2 separate regions of the Homo sapiens genome follow, and region 2 is linked to region 1. A link is a contact called in ENCODE Hi-C or POLR2A ChIA-PET data. All regions are on one chromosome and are shown on one strand. Each heading gives the region's core, a stretch centred on a gene start or an enhancer-like site at or near the end of the contact. The rest is flanking DNA. Distances are from core to core; before and after follow the strand shown.

Evidence for each region. A loop is a pair of places that touch in the nucleus more often than their neighbours do. ChIA-PET counts read pairs that join two places held with the same protein, here RNA polymerase II (POLR2A). Pooled maps may share reads with other maps.
Region 2: a loop to region 1 is called in a pooled map, with 5 times the contacts of the local background. The contact joins two enhancer-like sites. A Hi-C loop is called at or near these places in 2 of 50 pooled maps. POLR2A ChIA-PET finds 5 or more read pairs at or near these places in 2 of 52 experiments (GM12878 and activated B cell).

The regions. Positions count from the first base shown.
Region 1 is chr22:39,462,528-39,468,506 of GRCh38, reverse strand. The region is part of intron 1 of MGAT3 (beta-1,4-mannosyl-glycoprotein 4-beta-N-acetylglucosaminyltransferase); the gene reads right to left. Among named protein-coding and RNA genes, the nearest start is that of MGAT3, 8.5 kb to the right of the region's middle. RefSeq lists enhancers at 682-951, 1,364-1,413, 1,424-1,473, 5,975-5,979. Within about 2 kb of position 4,351, at least 12 of the 41 ENCODE cell types and tissues checked have a DNase peak (open chromatin) inside an H3K27ac peak, as active enhancers do; they include GM12878, where a contact is called at or near this core.
Region 2 is chr22:38,981,367-38,987,353 of GRCh38, reverse strand. It overlaps APOBEC3B (apolipoprotein B mRNA editing enzyme catalytic subunit 3B), which reads right to left and starts at 5,007. Exons shown (of 8, transcript NM_004900.5): 1 at 4,884-5,007; 2 at 3,123-3,279; 3 at 1,263-1,542; 4 at 942-1,056. The coding sequence starts at 4,900. RefSeq lists silencers at 664-859, 4,824-4,873 and enhancers at 2,094-2,383, 1,426-2,625. Within about 2 kb of position 2,098, at least 9 of the 41 ENCODE cell types and tissues checked have a DNase peak (open chromatin) inside an H3K27ac peak, as active enhancers do; they include GM12878, where a contact is called at or near this core.

The DNA.
Region 1 (5,979 bases), core at 3,102-5,601:
GGGGAGATACAGGAAATGACTGGAGCCTTCATGGCCAGGAGGAGCTATGGGAAGACGGTGGGAAAGGAAGAGCGGCTCAGTAGTTAGGATCCTCCCTGCCAGCGTCTGAACCACAGCTCACGGCTGTGTGTTCACTGCCTCATGCCCTGGTGCTGCAGGTGCGCTGCTGAGTGAGGGAATGGGCTTGAATGTGGCTCTGCCACCGTGGGGACCTGGGGAGGTGACAAGGCCACACCTGCCTGCAGCCTGCAGCTCCTGGGCAGGAGGGTGGCAGCGTTGCCCCTGGGATCTGGGAACCTGAGCATCAGTTAGCTTCCTGCTGGGGGTGGTCCTGACAGAGCAAGCACACAGCTGGCTGGGGCTCTGGGCACCCAGGGAGCCCGCCCTCAGCTGGAACAAGGCACCCTGTCTCTTTTCCTCTCCCAATTACTCTCTGTCCACCTCTGCTTGGAGAGGGGATGTGCCCAGGGTCAGGAACCTAGGAGGCTATGAGGGGGTCCTCATCCCAGCCCAGCTCAGCAGAGCTGCCAATGTGCCCACTGCTGCTCATCAAGGTGAGGGTGGCGGCCTCCGAGCTCCATGTTCTGGAAGACCCACATTCTAGCTTTGCTGCTCCAGGTTTCCTCCTCTAAGTTTCAGATTCTAGGTTCTCTGTCTGCATCTGAAGGTTCTACCTCTTTTTTTTTTTTTTTTTTTTGAGACTGAGCCGAGATTGCCATTGCACTCTAGCCTGGGCGACAGATCCAGACTCCATCTGAAAGAAACGAAACGAAACGAAACAAAACGAAACAGATCCAGACTCTGTCTGAAAGAAAAGAAACGAAATGAAACAAAACGAAACGAAACGAAAAGAAAAGAAAAGAAAAAAGAAGGAAGCAAGCAAGCTAGCTCTCCATCACAGGTCCCGTGTCGTGTCCATGTGTCTCCTCTTTGGGACACTGTACTTCGTATTCTCTTCGCGGTGCCCAGCAGCAGGGCTCCTGCCCACTCCTACCTTCTTAGCCTCATCACTCTTTGGGGCTCTTGAGAGCAGCGGAACCAAAGAGATGGGGCTGCCTGCACTCCCAAAGCGAGAAGGCCCAGTCCAGCTTTCCTAGGCCTGGGATGCCCCCAGGGCCGCAGAGGGGATCCCAAAGCACACCCCAGCCAGGCAGAAATTCCCTTCCCCACCCCTTTCCCATCTCTCCAGGATGCTGCCCCAACCCCCTGCCCTTCACCCTCTGCACCAGCTCTCACTGCAATGGCTCCACAAGACAGGTGCTTCACAAGGGCAAAGACTTCATGTCAGGGCCTGGCACCTGCTTGGTGGGCACTCTGTCAACACTCGCTGAATTAACCAGGAATGCACAAGGTGCCTAGAGGACTGCGCAGCCTAAGAGACGCTAGTTTATATGTGATGGAGATGTTCATGCTGTGTGCATACACATGTAGCATGCACAAAACACATGCAAGCAAACTGCAAGCCGCCCACCCTGATGTCAGCAGAGCTGTGCCCCTGCCACCTAGCTCAGTCACCGGCGCACAATAGGCACTTAGGGAGTAATTGCTGAAAGAACGGATGGACAGATGAGTGCTCTGTACCGGGCACAAAGTGTACTGGGTACAGAGTCAGAAGCTGGGAGAGAAACAGAAACTGACCCCACCCAGGATCAAGGCTCAGATGCAATGACAAATAACGCTACCACTAGGCAGAACTTGACCCGTGTGTAGGAGGATAGTGGGAAAAGCACTTAGAGGCCGGGGTCAGTAACAACATCAGCCAACAGGGATGACCACGCCCGCTGGGCTTCAGCATGGAGGTGAAACAAGCAGCCCTGGCTCCTGCCCTGCGGGCACCTCTGTCTGGGAGGGGCAGGAGGGGCTTCCTAAGGAGAGGGGGCTCTGGCAGCAGCTGGGCTGGAAGGGGCAGGCTCTTCAGGAGGGCAGGGGACCAGTATCAGCAAAGGCCGGGAAGTAGGAAGGTGAGGCTCACATACGGAGTATGACAATTGCCCAAGAGGCTGGAGCATGGGGGACGCGGGGGAAGAAAGAGGCTGGACCAGCCCCGGAGGAAGGAGGTCAGAGGTGTTTGGACAAAATTCTCAGAGCACTGCATTCCAGGAGCTCCAGGCCTGGGCTCCCATGACCCAATTTCCAGGAATTAGAGCAACACAGGCCTCCTGCCGCAGATCCACTTGCTCTGGTAGAAGTGCCTGGTGCTAGGCAAGCCCCACGGTGAGACCCCACAGCCGGTCACTGCCCGCAAGCGGTGGCCCCAGAATCAGACCAAGCAGGAGCCGGCTGTCTCCGGGGCTCCTTTTCTTCCCGCTGTTAGAATACAACTGCATTTTTCTGGTTTAAAGGTTTCTCATCCATTCTAGAACATCAGGAAAGCACAGAGAAAGAAGCAGGGCAGTGTCCCCACCATCCTGCCACCCCTGGGCCTGGCTGGCTTCTGACTGGGCCTTCCTCGCAGGCCTTTCTCTTCCCCATGCACCTTTTGCTGGAACCAACATCAACATGGGTTTCTGTCACCTTCGGGCAGTGCGCATTTTGCTCTATCAGGCTTTTTTCTTTTCTTTTTTTTTTTTTTTTTAAGACGGAGTCTCACTCTGTCACCCAGGTTGGAGTGCAGTGGCACAATCTCAGCTCACTGCAACTTCTGCCGCCCAGGTTCAAGTGACTCTCCTGCCTCAGCCTCCCGAGTAGCTGAGATTACAGGCACCCGCCACCATGCCCGGCTAATTTTTGTATTTTTAGTAGAGACGGGGCTTCACCATGTTAACCAGGCTGGTCTTGAACACCTGACCTCTGGTGATCCACCCCCCTCGGCCTCCCAAAGTGCTGGAGTTTTTTTGCATGATTTCATTTTCATATCTCAGGAACCATGGGCCACGGTGCCAAAATAAACCTCATTTCACTATATGGAAATTGAGTGCTAAGCAGGGGAAGTGGTTCGATCGTGTCTAGTGTCTGCAGTAGAGCCTGCCTGACGGGTGAGGGACCTGATGAGTTTGTGCAGCGTTCTACAATTAACAAAGCGTCTTACACACATGGTTTCACTGAATGCCCACAGTGAGTTGGAGGGTATGGCTCTGTTTTTCACTTGTGCCCATATCCCAAGGGAAAACCTTCCAAGGGGTGTAGCTGAGCCCAGGGTATCAGCCCAGAGAGGCCACGTGGCCAGCTGAACCCACCCATTTTTGCAGAGGGAACCTTAACGTCTGGGGCCCTGGGAAACTTACCCAGAGTGCCTCAGAGAGCTGAGGATCCCCTGTGTGGTGTGAAGGAGGAGACACCAGGCCCGTGTGGGACTGCACCCCTCCCTCTTCCCCTGCCCCCAGTTCAGAGCATTTCTCAGCAGGAACCAGGTCAGAGGCCAGCGTAGATGAGCAGGAGCTGGGGAGAGCAAAGTGCTCCGGGCTCAGGACTGAGCTCTGGTCCTGGAGTGGAGAAAGATAAAGCCTGACAGAGGCCGGGCGTGGTGGCTCATGGCTGTAATCCCAGCACTTTGGGAGGCCGAGGCAGGCAGATCACGAGGTCAGGAGATCGAGACCATGCTGGCTAACATGGTGAAACCCCGTCTCTACTAAAAATACGAAAAAAAAAATTAGCCAGGTGTGGTGGCAGGCGCCTGTAGTCCCAGCTACTTGGGAGGCTGAGGTAGGAGAATGGCGTGAACCTGGGAGGCAGAGCTTACAGTGAGCCGAGATCATGCCACTGCACTCCAGCCTGGGCAACAGAGCAAGACTCTGTCTCAAAAAGAAAAAAAAATAAATATGTATCAGGCCAGGCTCAGAGGCTCACACCTGTAATCTCAGCACTTTGGGAGGCGGAGGCAGGTGGATCACTTGAGGTCAGGAGTTGGAGACCAGCCTGGCCAACATGATGAAACCCCGTCTCTACTAAAAATACAAAAATTAGCTGGGTGTGGTGGTGGGCGTCTATAATCCCAGCTACCTGGGAAGGCTGAGGCAGGAGAATCGTTTGAACCCAGGAGGCAGAGGTTGCAGTGAGCTGAGATCGCGCCACTGCACTCCAGCCTGGGTGACACAGTGAAACTCCGTCTCAAAAAAAAAAAAGACAAGAAATATGCATCAAATGCCTTCTACGTGCCAGGCACAGAGCCAGGCCCTAGTGCATGCCCGGTGCCAGCCCGGGGGCCCAACCCATCCCCAGTCACCTGCAGCTCTCCCTGTGCCCCTCTCCTGTGGCAGCCACCATCACTCACCCACCACAATTTGCCACAACCATGTGCCAGGCCCCAGGTAGCAAGATGAGGACTCACCACGAGAGATTTGCCCAGTGCATTAGGCAAGCTCTGGGCATCATGCCCTGCCTGGGACTTGCTTCCAGGAAGAGGCAGAGGCAGCAAGTGCTAGGATGACAGCATGGCGGGGGCGGTGGGGCAGGGGTGAGCGCGGTGTATGAAGAGCTGGTGGGGCCCAGGCTACGAACACAGGCGGGGGCTCGGTCACAGGATCTGGGTTACAAGGGTTGGGGATTGGGAAATCTAGTAGCCACTACAGATGCCAGGGAGCTGTGAACTGGCTCTTGGAATGCACAGGCCTCTGTATCCTCAGGGCAGCATTTTTTATTTTTTTTTAATTTTTGAGATATGGTCTTGCTCTGTCGCTCAGGCTGGAGAGTGGTGGTGCGATCTCAGCTCACTGCAGCCTTGACCTCCTGGGCTCAAGTGATCTTCCCCCTCAACCTTCCAAGTAGATGAGGCTATAGGCGTTTGCCACCATACCTGCCTAATTTTTTTTTTAATTTTTTGTAGAGACAGGGTCCCACTATGTTGCCCAGGCTGGTCTCGGACTCCTGGACTCAATGAATCCTCCTGCCTCAGCCTCCCAAAGTACTAGGATTACTTTGGGAGTCCAAGTCAGTATTTTTTAAACTGTGGGCTTCCAGCCCTCCCGTTGTGAGATGCTCACTCAGCAGGGCTGGCTAGGGTCTGGCAAACAGGTACTTTACGCAGGCCGCCCAGGTGACATTGAGCAGGCGTTCCAGAGACAGGGCCCAGGACAGTGGCAGAAGGAGGGCCTTGAAGGGGAAGCCTGGAGGCCAAGAGGCTAAGTGATGGCTGTCTCAGGGCTCCAAGCCTCAGGGAACAGGCCCTGCTGGGAGCCCACGGGAGAGAAGGAACAGGTCTGGGTGACCGAGGGAGGCTGCTCTCTGAGGGTCCTATAGGCTGGACACAATCCCAGCCCTGCCACTTCCCAGCTGTGGACCCCCAACTCTGGGTACCCTCAAAGTGCCAAACAGGGATGATAATAGTGCTTGCCTCTCAGCAAGTTAGAGACATCTCTGGGAGAATGCATAGAAAGTGGTTGGTTGGCCCTGGGCCCAGCACATAGGAAGTGCTTGATAAAGAGCAGCAAATTATGATGACCCGGAGGCCAAGGTGGGGAGGACAACCATGGGAGCCATCCACCACCAGGCCTGCCAGCCAGAGTCCCAGAACCCACTCGGGCCGGCCTCCCTCACTTAGAACCCTGTCTCTGGGCTGTTCCTTCTGGGAAGTTCCTGGCCTGCCCAGAGAGGGCAGCCGGAGAGCAGGCTCTGAGGTCCTGGCACGTGCACAGGTCTGTCTCCCTGGCCTGGCCCTCACCCACCCCTCTCAAGGGATTCCCACTTCGGTAAGAACCAAAGTTTTGAGCCAAATAAGTTCATAAACAATACGGTAATTAGGTGTGTGAATGATTTCCATTGTTTCAATTTTATTTTTATAGAAAAGATGAAAATAAGTGAGCCAAAAGGGGGAATTCCACTTCAGGCAGCCCAAGGAGAAGTACGTGACAAGTCGGTTAACTTCCTGACTTATGGGCAAGGCCGTGGGTCCCCTTGTCAGCTCCCTGCTGTGAGAGGGGGTTCCTGGCCTGCTTCCAGCCCATGGGCAGCTCCGCCCCTTCCCGAAGCCTCACTGTCCCCTTCCTGGCGGTGGGGACAATAGCCCCTCCCAAGCAGGTCCCTGTACCCTCCCTCTGTAGTGTG
Region 2 (5,987 bases), core at 849-3,348, 480 kb after region 1:
ACCACACAACAGGGCAAAGAGCCTGGCTGGGAGTGGGGGTGGCAGAGGAACAGGAGGGGAGAGAGCCCAGGGCTGGGGCTGGGACAGGGGGAGGCCAGGGCTGAGGCCCAGCAGGACCACCAGGCAGGAAAGGGCAGCAGAGGCCCCATGGGCAGAGCGGGCAGTGGTCCCTGATCTGGGGCTTCATGTGCAGCCTCCCTGGCAGGCTTGTCTTGGCCCTGATGTTAGTCCTGGGTTTGGATTCTATTTCTATCTTCCAGGGCCCTTGTTCCAGGAGACACCTGCGCTGTGAGTGACCTCCCAGGCCCATCTGAGTGCAAGCCTCACTTTATGCTGCTTTCTCACCTGGATGGGAGGACATCTGGAGGGACCCCTGGATCCTGCCCTCAGGAATCATCCCAGGGACCCCCCCCGTCCCCAGCCACCCAGCAGCTATGTGGTAGTGAGGGAGAGTCAGGGGCAGGTGTCTGCCTTCCCCCATGCCTTCACACTCAGAGGCCACCATTGGAGGGAGGAATAGCGGGTGGGGGTGGCCCTCAGATGTCCCCCCAGGATGCCATGGGTGCCCCCACACTGAGCTCCTTCCTTCCACATCTCCTGCCCAGAGTTGTTCCCTGGAAGGCTGAGCTCTTGCCTCCTCTTGTCCCCATGTCACAGAAGGGCAGCGGCTGGTGTCCCAGGCCACCCTGTCTTGCTGTTTGTTCCTCTAGTCCAAGACCCAGGTGCCTTAGAGGCAGAAGGGGCCTCTTACTCACAGGAAGGGCCCAGGAAAGCAGGGAGGAGGCAGTGTGGAGGGAGCACCAGGAGTTAAGGGAAGGTGGTGTGACCATGAGGGCAGGCAGTGGGTCAAGAGGGAGGGCGGGAGGGCCAGGCCAACGGAGGCCTCAGGAGGATGAGCAGGTGAGAGGAGAGAGATGATGAGGCCAGAGGGAGACCCTCACCTGAGAATCTCCTTTAGCGTGCGGTGCAGGAATGCATAATTTTCATCGAATTTGTACCAAGGCATGAATTGCTGACCTTCATTGTACACAAAGTTTTCCCAGCAGTATGCAAATTCTGAGATGAAGAAGCGGGAAGCAGTCAGGCTCTCCCCTGACCCTGGCCTGTCCTCCCAGGCCTGGTCTCCTGGCTGTCAGTTGCAGTCAGTGCCAGTCCCACCCCTGCAGGCTGCCCTGGGACACCCCCAGCCATGGCATTGCAGATCCATCCATCTTTCATGCTGTTCCTCCCGCTCACGCTCCCCTGACCCCTCCACCTCTCACCTTCATAGTCCATGATCGTCACGCGGGCTCCTGCCTGACTCAGCCTGCAGAGCGCCCTTCGGTAATCTCTTTCCCAGTAGTAGTAGAGGCGGGCGGCAGAGATGGTCAGGGTGACATTGGGGTGCTCAGACAGGAATTCGGCCAGCTTCGCCACACAGTCCGGGCAGGGGGTCCAGGATACAAACCAGGTGATCTGGAAACACTTGTAAGCAGGCAGCTGGTTGCCACAGAACCAAGAGAGGAAGCACATTTCTGCGTGGTACTGAGGCTTGAAATACACCTGGGAGAGGAGCAGGGGGCAGGGGATGCTCTGAGAGGGGGAGCAGGAGGAGTGCAGGGGTGGGGCAGGGAGAGGAGGGGCCAGGACAGGAGCCCAGGGGATCTTGCCATTGAAGCTCCTTTCCTCCATCCCCCCTGTTTAGTTTGAGTGATTGTCTGCTCCAAAGCTCACGTTCAGTGTTAATGGCTATTGTAATGGCCTTAAGAGGTGGCACCTAGAAGAGGCTATGAGGCTGTGGGGACTGCACCTTTGTGGGTGCCACTGCTGTGGTTATTCAAGGGTGACTTCAGCCCCTCTTTCTGTCTCTTGCCCTCTATCTGGAAGGGCAGTGTGTCAGACTAAACTCCTGCTTCCTCTTGTCCCCGTGGCATGGAGCAGCTGTGACTCGACATCCCAGGCCACTCTGTCTGGAGCATCCCCTGAGCTTGTGGCAACAACCTTCACCCTCATGTGACTGTTCAGCTCACAGGCTGAGGCAGGAGAATCACTTGAACCTGGCAGGTGGAAGTTGAGAGTGAGTCATTGCACTCCAGCCCAGGCAACAAAGAGTGAAACTCAGTCTTAAAAAAAAACCAAAACAAAACAAAACAAAAAAACAGAACTGTGGGAAGTGGCCAGGTGCGGTGACTCATGCTTGTAACCCCAGCACTTTGGGAGGCCAAGGCAGGTGACTCACCTGAGGTCAGGAATTCCCCAGCCTGGCCAACATGGTGAAACCCAGTCTCAACTAAAAATAGAAAAAATTAACTGGGCGTGGTGGCAGCCTTCTGTAATCCCAGCTATTCGGGAGGCTAAGGCCGAAGAATCACTTGAACCTGAGAGGTGGAGGTTGTAGTGAGCCAAGATTGTGCAATTGCACTCCAACCTGGGTGCCAGAGCGAGACTCCATCTCGGAAAAAAAAAAAAAAAAAAAAAAGGAAAAAAAGAGAAAAAAGAAATGTGGGAAAAATACACAATTGAGAGCCCAGTGCTGGGCATTTTACTTATTGTTGTGTTTTCTGCATTTCCAGCTGCTTAGGTCCTACTGTAGCAAGGGTTAAAAAGAAAAGAAGAACAAGTTTTCCTCTGCCTAGCCAGCTCACTCCAACGACAGTTATAACACTGCCTGAAAAGTCAAGGCCAAAGGAATGGGCTCCAGACACCACCCCCACACCCCTCCAGGGCAAGGTTGAAGAAAATTTTAAAAAAATTTTTTAAAAAAAAGACAAATTCCTTTACTGTCTCTCCTTTCCAGAACCATTATAACTATATTTTACAAATGTCTGTATTTAGCCAGTTCCTGTTTTCCTTTTGATGTAGCTGCAAGGCCACCAGCTATAGAAGGCCCCAAGTTATGCTAAGTCATCTGTTATGCTATAGATTATGTGACCTGTCACTGTTTGATTAATCGCCTTTGTTCTGCTTCTGTAAGTTTGCTTATAAATACCTCAGTCTGTCTTTGTTAAGGGCTCAGCCTTTTTGGATGTGAGTCTGCTGAACCAGTGCACCTAAATAAATCCTCCTGTCTCACCCATATCAGTCTCTCCAGTCCTCTAATTCCTGCAACACTGCCTGTGATTCGATTGAAGTTTGGGTGGTACCTGGCCTCGAAAGACCCCTGTGTCCCAAAGGAGATTTGAGCGGCCCCTCTTTATTTTCACTTCATAGCACAGCCAAGTGTAGCTCCGACCATAGAGGATGGGTTCGTTTTCAAAGTTGTCGTAGAATGTGTCTCGATACATCCGCTCCATCGGATTTCTGAAGGCACAAGAGAGAAACCGGCCCATGCAGGGAGCCCTCCCGGGAGTCCTCGGGGCTCATGTCCACTGAACACAGCTCCCAGGATGGCCCTGGGCCTCCCCGACCCCTCCACAGCCCTGAGAATTTCTGCTGCCTTCCCAGGCAGGAAGACTGAGGGGAGAGGAAGAGGAGGGGATGCTGGCAGGCGGGCTGGGGTGATCTCTCCCAGCTCGGGTCCAACTCTGGCCTTTCCAGGGGTACATTCCCCACCCTCCTAGTATTTCTGCCAACCCACTCCCCAACCCATTAGGAGAATGCAAAAGAGAATAAAACCCTTCACCCCTAAAAAATAGCTTTTAACCTTTCAGCTCAATTCCTTCCTGATGTTTCACTCTGCGTGTTAACATTATTTTAAAATCATGGTAGAACTGAATTCTGAGGCCCAGGCCACTCTTCTAAGTGCTGAGCGGGTGTGAGCTCACGTGAGGCTACCCTAGGCCTGCAGGGGCCATTCCCATCTTACAGAGGAGATGCCAGAGGCACAGAGAGGCGGGGTAACCTGCCGAGGCCACAGAGCTGGGGACGGATGGAGCAGGGGCCCCTTTCCAGGCCAGCCCTGTCCAGCCTCTGCATCACGGATCCTGTAGGAGAAAGCTGTTGGGGACTGGGCTCTCTTTTCACTAAATTTTAAAATCAGAGCATTTCTCCTCATCATTGCACTTTTTTCCCACATTCTCACATTCCATGTTACTGATCATGTTCTTTCTTTTTTTTTTTGATGAAGTCTCACTCTGTCGCCCAGGCTGGAGTGCAGTGGCATGATCTCAGCTCACTGCAACCTCCACCTCCCAGGTTCAAGCAATTCTCCTGCCTAAACCTCCTGAGTATCTGGGACTAGAGATGCGCCACCATGCCTGGCTAATTTTTGTATGTTTTTTAGTAGAGACGGGGTTTCACCATATGGGCCAGGTTGGTCTCAAACTCCCGACCTCATGATCCGCCCGCCTTGGCCTCCCAAAGTGTTGGGATTACAAGTGTGAGCCACCACGCTCAACCACTGGTCATGTTCTAAAAGATGAAGAGTGACCTTGGAGTGGAACCTGTCTGGGGACATCTGCTCACCATGGAGTCATCCTTGGATGACACGATTTATCATGTGCTTCAGAGACCATTCCTACCCCCGCACCCTCTCCTAAGACTTTGTATTTAAGCAAAGTAATTCTTACAGAAATTTCATCAAAACACTGAGAACAAAAATGCCTGATTGCTCCAATTACCCTTTGGTTCAATTCTCCCAGTTTCTGAGCTCAGGAGTGGCAGGAAGCACACAGAGGGAGCACCCTCCCAGGGCGGGGAGCACCAGTCCGGGCATGACTTTAAGGGAGAGTCTCAGCACGGGGCCTGGGCTGGTGCAGGTAGGGGAGGCAGCCCATTCAGAAGCAGCAGTGGGGTGACCACACAGCAGGACAAAGAGCCTGACTGGGATTCGTGTGGCAGGGGAGCCAGAGGGGAGGGAGCCCAGGGCTGGGGCAGGGGCGGGGGGAGGCCAGGGTTGAGGCCCAGCAGGACCACCAGGCAGGAAGGGGCAGGAGGGGCCCAGCAGGCAGAGTGGGCAGCGGTACCTGATCTGTGGATTCATGTTCAGCCTCTTAGATACGCTTGTCCCTGTCCCGCTCTTTTTTTGAAGCTCTGTGGTTTCACTTCCTGCTTACAGCGTCCTTGCAGTTGGACAGCCCTCCTTAAAGTGACCTCCCAGGGCCTTATGAGTCATGGCCCCTCCCCATTCCTGCTCAGGCATTGGTGTGGGAGGCCCCGGGGTGCTTCATGTTTCTCTGGCTCTGGCTCTGGCTCTGGTTTTCCCCGGACCCTTCCCGCTGGCAGAGGAACCTCCAATAAAGACAGGCTGCTCTGTCTTTATCTGTCCTGGGCAGGACCCAACGGAATTGCAAAGAGAAAGAGAAAGGCATTGCAGCCTGAGCCTGGGAGGCGGGTCCAGACCCAGCTGAGAGAGGGGCAGGTGCCCCGTTGCCTGGTGGTTGGGCAGGCTGGAGCCCCCTCTCCACCACCCCCTCCCCAGCCCTAATGTGTGCCCAGAGCTTTGAGCAGCACCACCCTGTTGAGTGAGGGGAGGTTTTGAGACTCCAGTGGGGAAGGAAGTGTGGACTCCGCACAGCACAAGGGAAGGCTTAGGTGTGCCTCGAGTTCCCAGCTGTGTGCTGGGTCCATGGCATGCGTCCCCTCTTCCAACCTCCCAGCTTCCAGAAGGTGGGGGGCAGGTCAGCCCCTCAGAGGGACTGCGATGTCTGCGACACCAAGGAAGGGAGAAGGGTGTCTATAAACAGGCTCACTGCCCAGGGACCTCTCAAGGGGTTCTTTGTGGGCCAAGAAAACGGGAAACACATACACACACAGCTTTCTGATTATTTAAGTCCATCTAAGCATATTTTGGAGGAATGAATGTACATTGAAATAATCTTCCTAAATAGATTCCTTTAAGGGGAGTTTGTTCCAGCTGGAGAAGTTGTGCTCTCTGTAGAGGCTCTGAACTCCTCTGGCTACGACGACGGGAATGCAGACAGGGAGGAGGATGCGTGGGTGGTAGGGGGAGCAGCAGCGCCCCTACCTGCACAGAAGCTTGTCCAACCTCTGCACAAAGCGGACTCCCAGTGGTTGTTTTTGGAAGGTGAGTTTTCTTTTCTTTCTTTTTTTTTTTTTAAATCTTCCCC